Linked DNA regions of Homo sapiens: region 1 is linked to region 2. Evidence: chromatin loops called from intact Hi-C (ENCODE). Cell type or tissue: chondrocyte. All regions are shown on one strand. Each heading gives the region's core, and the rest is flanking DNA. Links, peaks and the distances in the headings are about the cores only. Region 1 holds the start of TRAF2 (TNF receptor associated factor 2). Region 2 holds the start of FBXW5 (F-box and WD repeat domain containing 5).

Region 1 (2,887 bases), core at 296-2,795, 58 kb before region 2:
TGGGGTTCCCCCATGCTGCCCATGCTGGTTTCGAACTCATGGGCTCAAGCGGTCCTCCTGCCTCAGCCTCCCAAAGTGCTGGGATTATAGGCATGAACTGCCACGTGAACCCTTTCTCATCCCGAGCTGGCTGCTGCAGACTCAGGACAGCTTTGAGCCTCCCAGGTGCAGCCAGGAGGAGACGCCTTCTTACGTTTGAGAGCTCAGTTAGTTCCTGGGCTTGAGCAACCTCACTGAGCCTGCAGGTGCGGACTTGGGACGTTTCCATGGCTGCTTGCAGCAAACTCAGGGGTGATGACGTTGATGGAATCCGATGGCTTCCTGAGTTCCATCTCAAGGCCTTGCTGTCCCAGGAATGTGGGTTTGGGGCGGAGGGGAATTCCAACTGCAAACCAAGTAACATATATGAAATGTGGCATTGGCGCCTGGGGACAGCGTGGCCTGTGTAAATTATGCAACTTCAAAGCCTGCCCTGTTTTGCAGTGTATTCCATCCTTGAGGAGTCCCGTGGTCTCAGGGTCTGAATGCTTGGAGGAGACTTACCTCCGTGAACGTTTCCTTCTCTGCAAAGCGGGGTGAAAGGTCTCCATTTCACCAAAGGCTGGATGGAGAGGGGGTGGTGTGTCCAGTGCTAGCCCGTGCACCGCCAGAGAGAACCTGCTGCAGCTCCCGTTCTCCTGGGCAGATGACAGTGCCGCCTCCCCCATGCAGCCCACAGGACTCCTAGGGCAGCCCCTGTTTTGGCCGCCAAGGCCACTGTTTTCATTTGAGTGTCTGGAGGCCATAGGTTGTGTTTTCACTTGAGGTCGGGAGTTCAAGACCAGCCTGGCCAACATGGTGAAACCTCGTCTCTATCAAAAATACAAACATTAGCCGGGCGTGATGGCGGGCGCCTGTAGTCCCAGCTACTCGGGAGGCTGAGGCAGGAGAATCGCTTGAACCCGGGAGGCGGAGGTTGCAGTGAGTCGAGATCGCGCCACTGAACTCCAGCCTGGGCGACAGAGTGAGCCTCCGTCTCAAAAAAAAAAATAAATAAAGTGCACAACCCAGTAGATTAGCACACCGGCCATGTCGGGCGGCCGTCACCACTGTCCGGTTGCAGAGCATTACCTCACCCCAAAAGGAGACCCCATAGCCTTAATACCTTACTTAAGTGTGCAGTATTCTTTTAGTCCTGTTTCTCATAAATGTTACCCAAATTGAGGCGCCGCTCTGCGCCCGGCACCGGGGGAGGCGGAGGGACCCGCAGGTGTCGGGTAGGTGCGGCCGCCCCGCCAGGGCCCCGCGTCCCGCGCGCGACGCGCGCCTCGTGGGAACCGGTGTCGCCCGGCTTGGGCTCCCGGCTCACCTCTCGGGTGTGCGGCAGGGGTCTCCGCCCCGGGGCCACGGGAGGGGAAGCAAGGGCCTCGCTGTCTCGCCGCACCTGGGGAAGGGACCCAATTAGCGCGGACCCCACAGCGCAGCACCTCACCAGCTCCCCGCACCAACGCCCCGGCGCGCTCTTTGAGGAAAAAGCAGAGGGCGACTTAGGTACCCACGCCGTCTCAGCGCCGACCAATCGGCGCACGCTGCGGCTCCTGCGGGCTCGCTGGTTGGCTCCGGCGTCAGTCCGTCAGGCGCGCTCGGAGCGGGGCGTATCTGGCCAATGGCTCTCGCTACAGCTTCCTGAGGGCTGGCTGGTTGGCTCCCATGTCCGTCCGTCAGGCGCACGCGGCGGAGCGGCGGCGGCGGCGGCGGCGTTGGGGGCGGTAGCTGGGCGGGCCCTTAGTTCCGGGCGCGCTGCGACCGTTGGGTGAGGCGAGCGCGGGGTCGGGTGCGGGGTCGGGCGCGGGCGCGGGGTCGGGTGCGGGGTCGGGCGCGGGGTCGGGCGCAGGCGCGGGCACCTCTCAGGGAGACTCCGGGCCGGAGCGGGAGCGGGGGCGGGAGAGGCCGCGGGGCGGGGGCGGGGCCAGCCCGAGGGGATTTCTCTGAGCCGCTGGGCCGGAAACCAAGTCCGAGCGTGGCTGGCGCGGGAAAGTTCGGGAACGCGCGCGGCCGTGCTCGGAGCAGCGCCAGGGCACGGTCCGGGGTTTTGCGCGGGGTCGCGGCTCCCAGTACCGCCTGAGGCCCGTGGGCGGCCCACCCGGCCCTGCCCCGTCCCGGGTCCGTCGCTCCCCCGCACCCTGTCGCCCCTCCACGCTCAGCTGTGGGCCCCTCGTGTCCCCGAAGCCCCGCACCCTCAGCCGGCTGCGTGCTCGGGAGGGTCAGGGGCGCCTCCGACCCCTGAGTTTGCCAGCGCCCCCCAGCCAGGGGTCGGGGAAGACCAGTGAGGCTGGGGGCGGAGCCGACTCTGCTGCCTTCCTGCCCAGTGGCTGGGGAGACCCAGGCTGAGCCTGGGTGAAAAGTCCCTCTGGCTGCTGGGAGGGTCGGGGGCAGCAAGGAGCCAGTGCGGGGATGGGCTGCGGTGGACCGGGCCGGGATCGGGGCCGGGGCCTGGTCCTGGCAGTAGCAGGGGATGTTTGTGGAAGGTAGAGCCGAGAAAAAGAGGAGTTGCAATGTCTGCAAGAATCTGGCGTGAGCAGCTGAAGGCTGGTGCTTCCTAGGCCAAGATGAAGGAGTCACAGCGCCCATGGCCTCTCGGGAGGCGGCCAGATGGGCAGCCTGGGGTCAGGGGAACGGTCAGGGCCAGAGCTGGGTATTTTGGAGTTGTCATTTTGAGGCCCCGAGGGCTGAGGGTCAGTGCAGAAGAGCACCAAGCCTCCACTCGGTGTAGGGCCGACAGGGGGTGGGGTGTCTGGCAGCCGGTGAAGACGGGGCTCGGAGGAGGAGGGAGTCTGGTCTGGGTCAAGTCAAGGGAAACTAGGACTGAGAACGGACCCTGCTCTGTGGCCACATGATTTTGAAGGGA
Region 2 (2,810 bases), core at 311-2,810:
AGAGGCCACCAGGGAGCAGGGACCCCTTCCAGCCACTGTCATCCACTCGGGGGGCATTGGTATAGAGCGGAGGAGCCTGCCCCTGAAGCAGGCGGCTGTGTGTGGGACCCTCTCCTCAGCACTCAGGGCCACCCTGCACCGCTCCTGATCCTCTGTGGTCCCTCCGCTGGATGCAGGGAGGCTGCTGTCACCTCTGGCCTGACCCACCCCCCCCCCCACCACCACCTGGTTGGAACGCCTGGGTCCTGGGACCTCCGTGCTGCGGCAGAGCTGGGTGGGGTGTGCAGGACACCTGGCCGTCCTCACCTTCACAGTGCAGTCCTTGGAGCAGGACGCGAACTGGTACCCGGAATGGGAGAAGCTGAGGTGCAGGACCTGGTCTGTGTGTTCCCGCAGCGTCTGCACCTCCACGCAGGGCACCGTGTCATACAGCCGCTGGAACTCCTCGTACCAGGACATGGCCGCTGCGGGTGGGCAGTTGTCAGTCCTGGGCCCGGGCCTTCCTCGCAGTCACGGCCATGAGCCGAGTGTGGCCCCAGCAGTCCTGGCAGGCCCCGTGGTGCCCCTGGAACCCACTAGTCATGGCATAGGCCTCGGCTGGGGGATTCAACCCTGTAGCTCACAGAGACCCCTGTACCCCCCACCCCCCAAGTGACCCAATGAACCCTCTGGCCTCCAAGCTCTGAGGGGCGCCTGCGCTGTGTCCTGACAGGCCTCTATCAGGGTGTGGGGGGGTGAGCATGGACACGCGGGGCCGCGGGGCGGGCCCCCAGCCAGGCTGACCCCCAAGCGCAGGGGCCCGGGGCCCTGGCTGCAGAACGTGGGTAGGGGCCCCACACGCCACTGACCTGGGTGTCGGGGCACGTCGCGGGCCACCTGGTAGTAGCGGTAGAACTGCTCCCTCCACAGGAACTCGTCCCGCGACACGGCCTGCCATTGGCGGCACACCAGCCCGGCGGCCAGCACGTCGGCCGGGCCCAGGCTCAGGAAGATCTGGTAGACCAGGCTGTCGGGGAGCAGGGGCGTGCCGCCCTCGTCCATCGTGACATTCTGCCCAGGCGGCCCTGAAACCCACCAACGGCTGCCCTCAGCCCAGGCCCGGGAAGGGAGGCCGAGAGCGGGCGTCCTGTTCCTCCAGCCCCAACCGTCCCGCCGGGAGTTCCACGGGGCTGCGTGTCTGCAGGGGACGCCCGGGTACCGCCGCCCAACCAAGGACCCGGCAGCTCCGGGCGGGCCGGGCCGGCCCCTCTCCGCCGCGTCATCCCCCGGCCTCCTGCGGCCGGCAGCGGGCGCCCCTCAGCCCGCCAGGGCCCGGACCGCCGCACGCGAGGCACGGGGACACCAGGCGCCGTCCGGGGACGGGCTTCCGCCGAGAGGAAGCTCGGGGCGGCCAGGCAGTGGCCTCCGCCCTGCGGCCCTGGAGCAGCTCTGCCCGGCGGGCTCGGGGCGGACGGCGGGGACGAGCGCACGGGCGGCCTCGGGGCTCCTGCACTCGCCCAAGGCGGGCGGGGACGACAAGGCGGGACCCCCGAGGGCCGCAGGCGCACTCACCACGGCCGCCTCCGCCCGCTGCGCCGCCCCCGCCCTGCGCGACCCGGACCCGCTTCCGCTGCCGCAGCCGCTCGGACCGCCGCCCCCGCCCAACGGGGAGCCCGCCAGGCCCGACGCCACGAGCCCCGAGGCATCGATGGCCGAGGAAGGCAGAGCGCGCGGGTAGCCCGCATCCGCCCCTCGTGCGCCTGCGCCTTGGGCTCCGGCGGCCTGGCCGGCTTTTCTTTGTGCGCCTGCGCGCACTCGGGCGCATTGGGAACAGCGCCCCTTGTGGCCAGCGGGCGGCGGTCGTGGGCGGGGTTGCAGGCGAGGCTCAACGAACGCTGGTTCGGGACCCGCCTCCGGCGCTCCCTGTTGCCGGGCCCTGAGCAAGTGGCTTCATGAACCCCGTGACGTTGGCCATGGAGATAAGACCACTGGGTGATGGTTTAAGGAAGATAACGTGTAAAGGGCTAAGGACTGTCGGTGGAAATCAGGGGTGCAGGAGAAATGGATAAACAGCCAGAGGTCAACTCGGACTTTGTACATAGGACATGGTGCCAGGGCCCTGCCAGGAAGTGCAGATCGAAGCTAGGCTCACGAGGAGGCTGGAGGTGGGGGGTGGGGAGGCAACGGATGGACATGGACTTCCTGGGCTGGGCTCTGTGACAGCAGAGTAGACTCTGTCCTGGGACTTGGTGGTGCTACCCTTGGCCTCCCACAGTCCTGCCACCCTGCTGCCGCCACCATGCTGCCCCCTGGGACTGCGACCCTCTTGACTCTGCTCCTGGCAGCTGGCTCGCTGGGCCAGAAGCCTCAGAGGCCACGCCGGCCCGCATCCCCCATCAGCACCATCCAGCCCAAGGCCAATTTTGATGCTCAGCAGGTAGAAGTTGGGGGGGGTAGAGGGAGGCAGGTAGAAGTTGTGGGAGGGGTAGAGGGAGACAGGTAGAAGTTGTTGCGGGGGAGAGGGAAGCAGGTGAAGTTGTGGGGGGTGTAGAGGGAAGCAGGTGAGGGGCCCTCCCACAGTGCCCTCGAGTTCTCCCATGGTCTGCCCCCAGTTTGCAGGGACCTGGCTCCTTGTGGCTGTGGGCTCCGCTTGCCGTTTCCTGCAGGAGCAGGGCCACCGGGCCGAGGCCACCACACTGCATGTGGCTCCCCAGGGCACAGCCATGGCTGTCAGTACCTTCCGAAAGCTGTGAGTCCCAGAGCAGCCCTGCACCCTAACCCCAACCCTCCTCTCAGCCCCCGGACTTCAGCCCTGCTCTGGCCCCTGACCC

The links. A loop is a pair of places that touch in the nucleus more often than their neighbours do. Peaks named below come from ENCODE experiments on the same cell type or tissue, not always from the same donor. Only the 100,000 strongest peaks of a DNase experiment are listed, where the experiment ranks them.
Region 1: it touches region 2 in a loop (3-fold over the local background); 47 of 110 quality-filtered maps call a loop at or near these places.

The regions. Positions count from the first base shown.
Region 1 is chr9:136,884,750-136,887,636 of GRCh38, forward strand. It overlaps TRAF2 (TNF receptor associated factor 2), which reads left to right and starts at 1,767. Exons shown (of 11, transcript NM_021138.4): 1 at 1,767-1,792. MIR4479 (microRNA 4479) reads left to right here and starts at 1,984; the gene lies at 1,984-2,054. LOC105376326 (a long non-coding RNA gene) reads right to left here and starts at 1,505. Exons shown (of 3, transcript XR_930448.2): 1 at 1,349-1,505; 2 at 544-601; 3 at 31-385. RefSeq lists silencers at 1,192-1,321, 1,542-2,351 and enhancers at 1,728-2,463, 2,464-2,887. In chondrocyte, for the core only: CTCF peaks have their summits at 1,349 and 2,502; a DNase peak (open chromatin) is centred at 1,632.
Region 2 is chr9:136,943,043-136,945,852 of GRCh38, forward strand. It overlaps FBXW5 (F-box and WD repeat domain containing 5), which reads right to left and starts at 1,696. Exons shown (of 9, transcript NM_018998.4): 1 at 1,552-1,696; 2 at 849-1,064; 3 at 307-464. The coding sequence starts at 1,041. C8G (complement C8 gamma chain) reads left to right here and starts at 2,201. Exons shown (of 7, transcript NM_000606.3): 1 at 2,201-2,416; 2 at 2,592-2,728. The coding sequence starts at 2,279. RefSeq lists an enhancer at 109-874 and silencers at 710-779, 1,160-1,739. In chondrocyte, for the core only: CTCF peaks have their summits at 1,009, 1,834 (motif pointing right) and 2,061; DNase peaks (open chromatin) are centred at 489, 1,149, 1,299 and 1,689.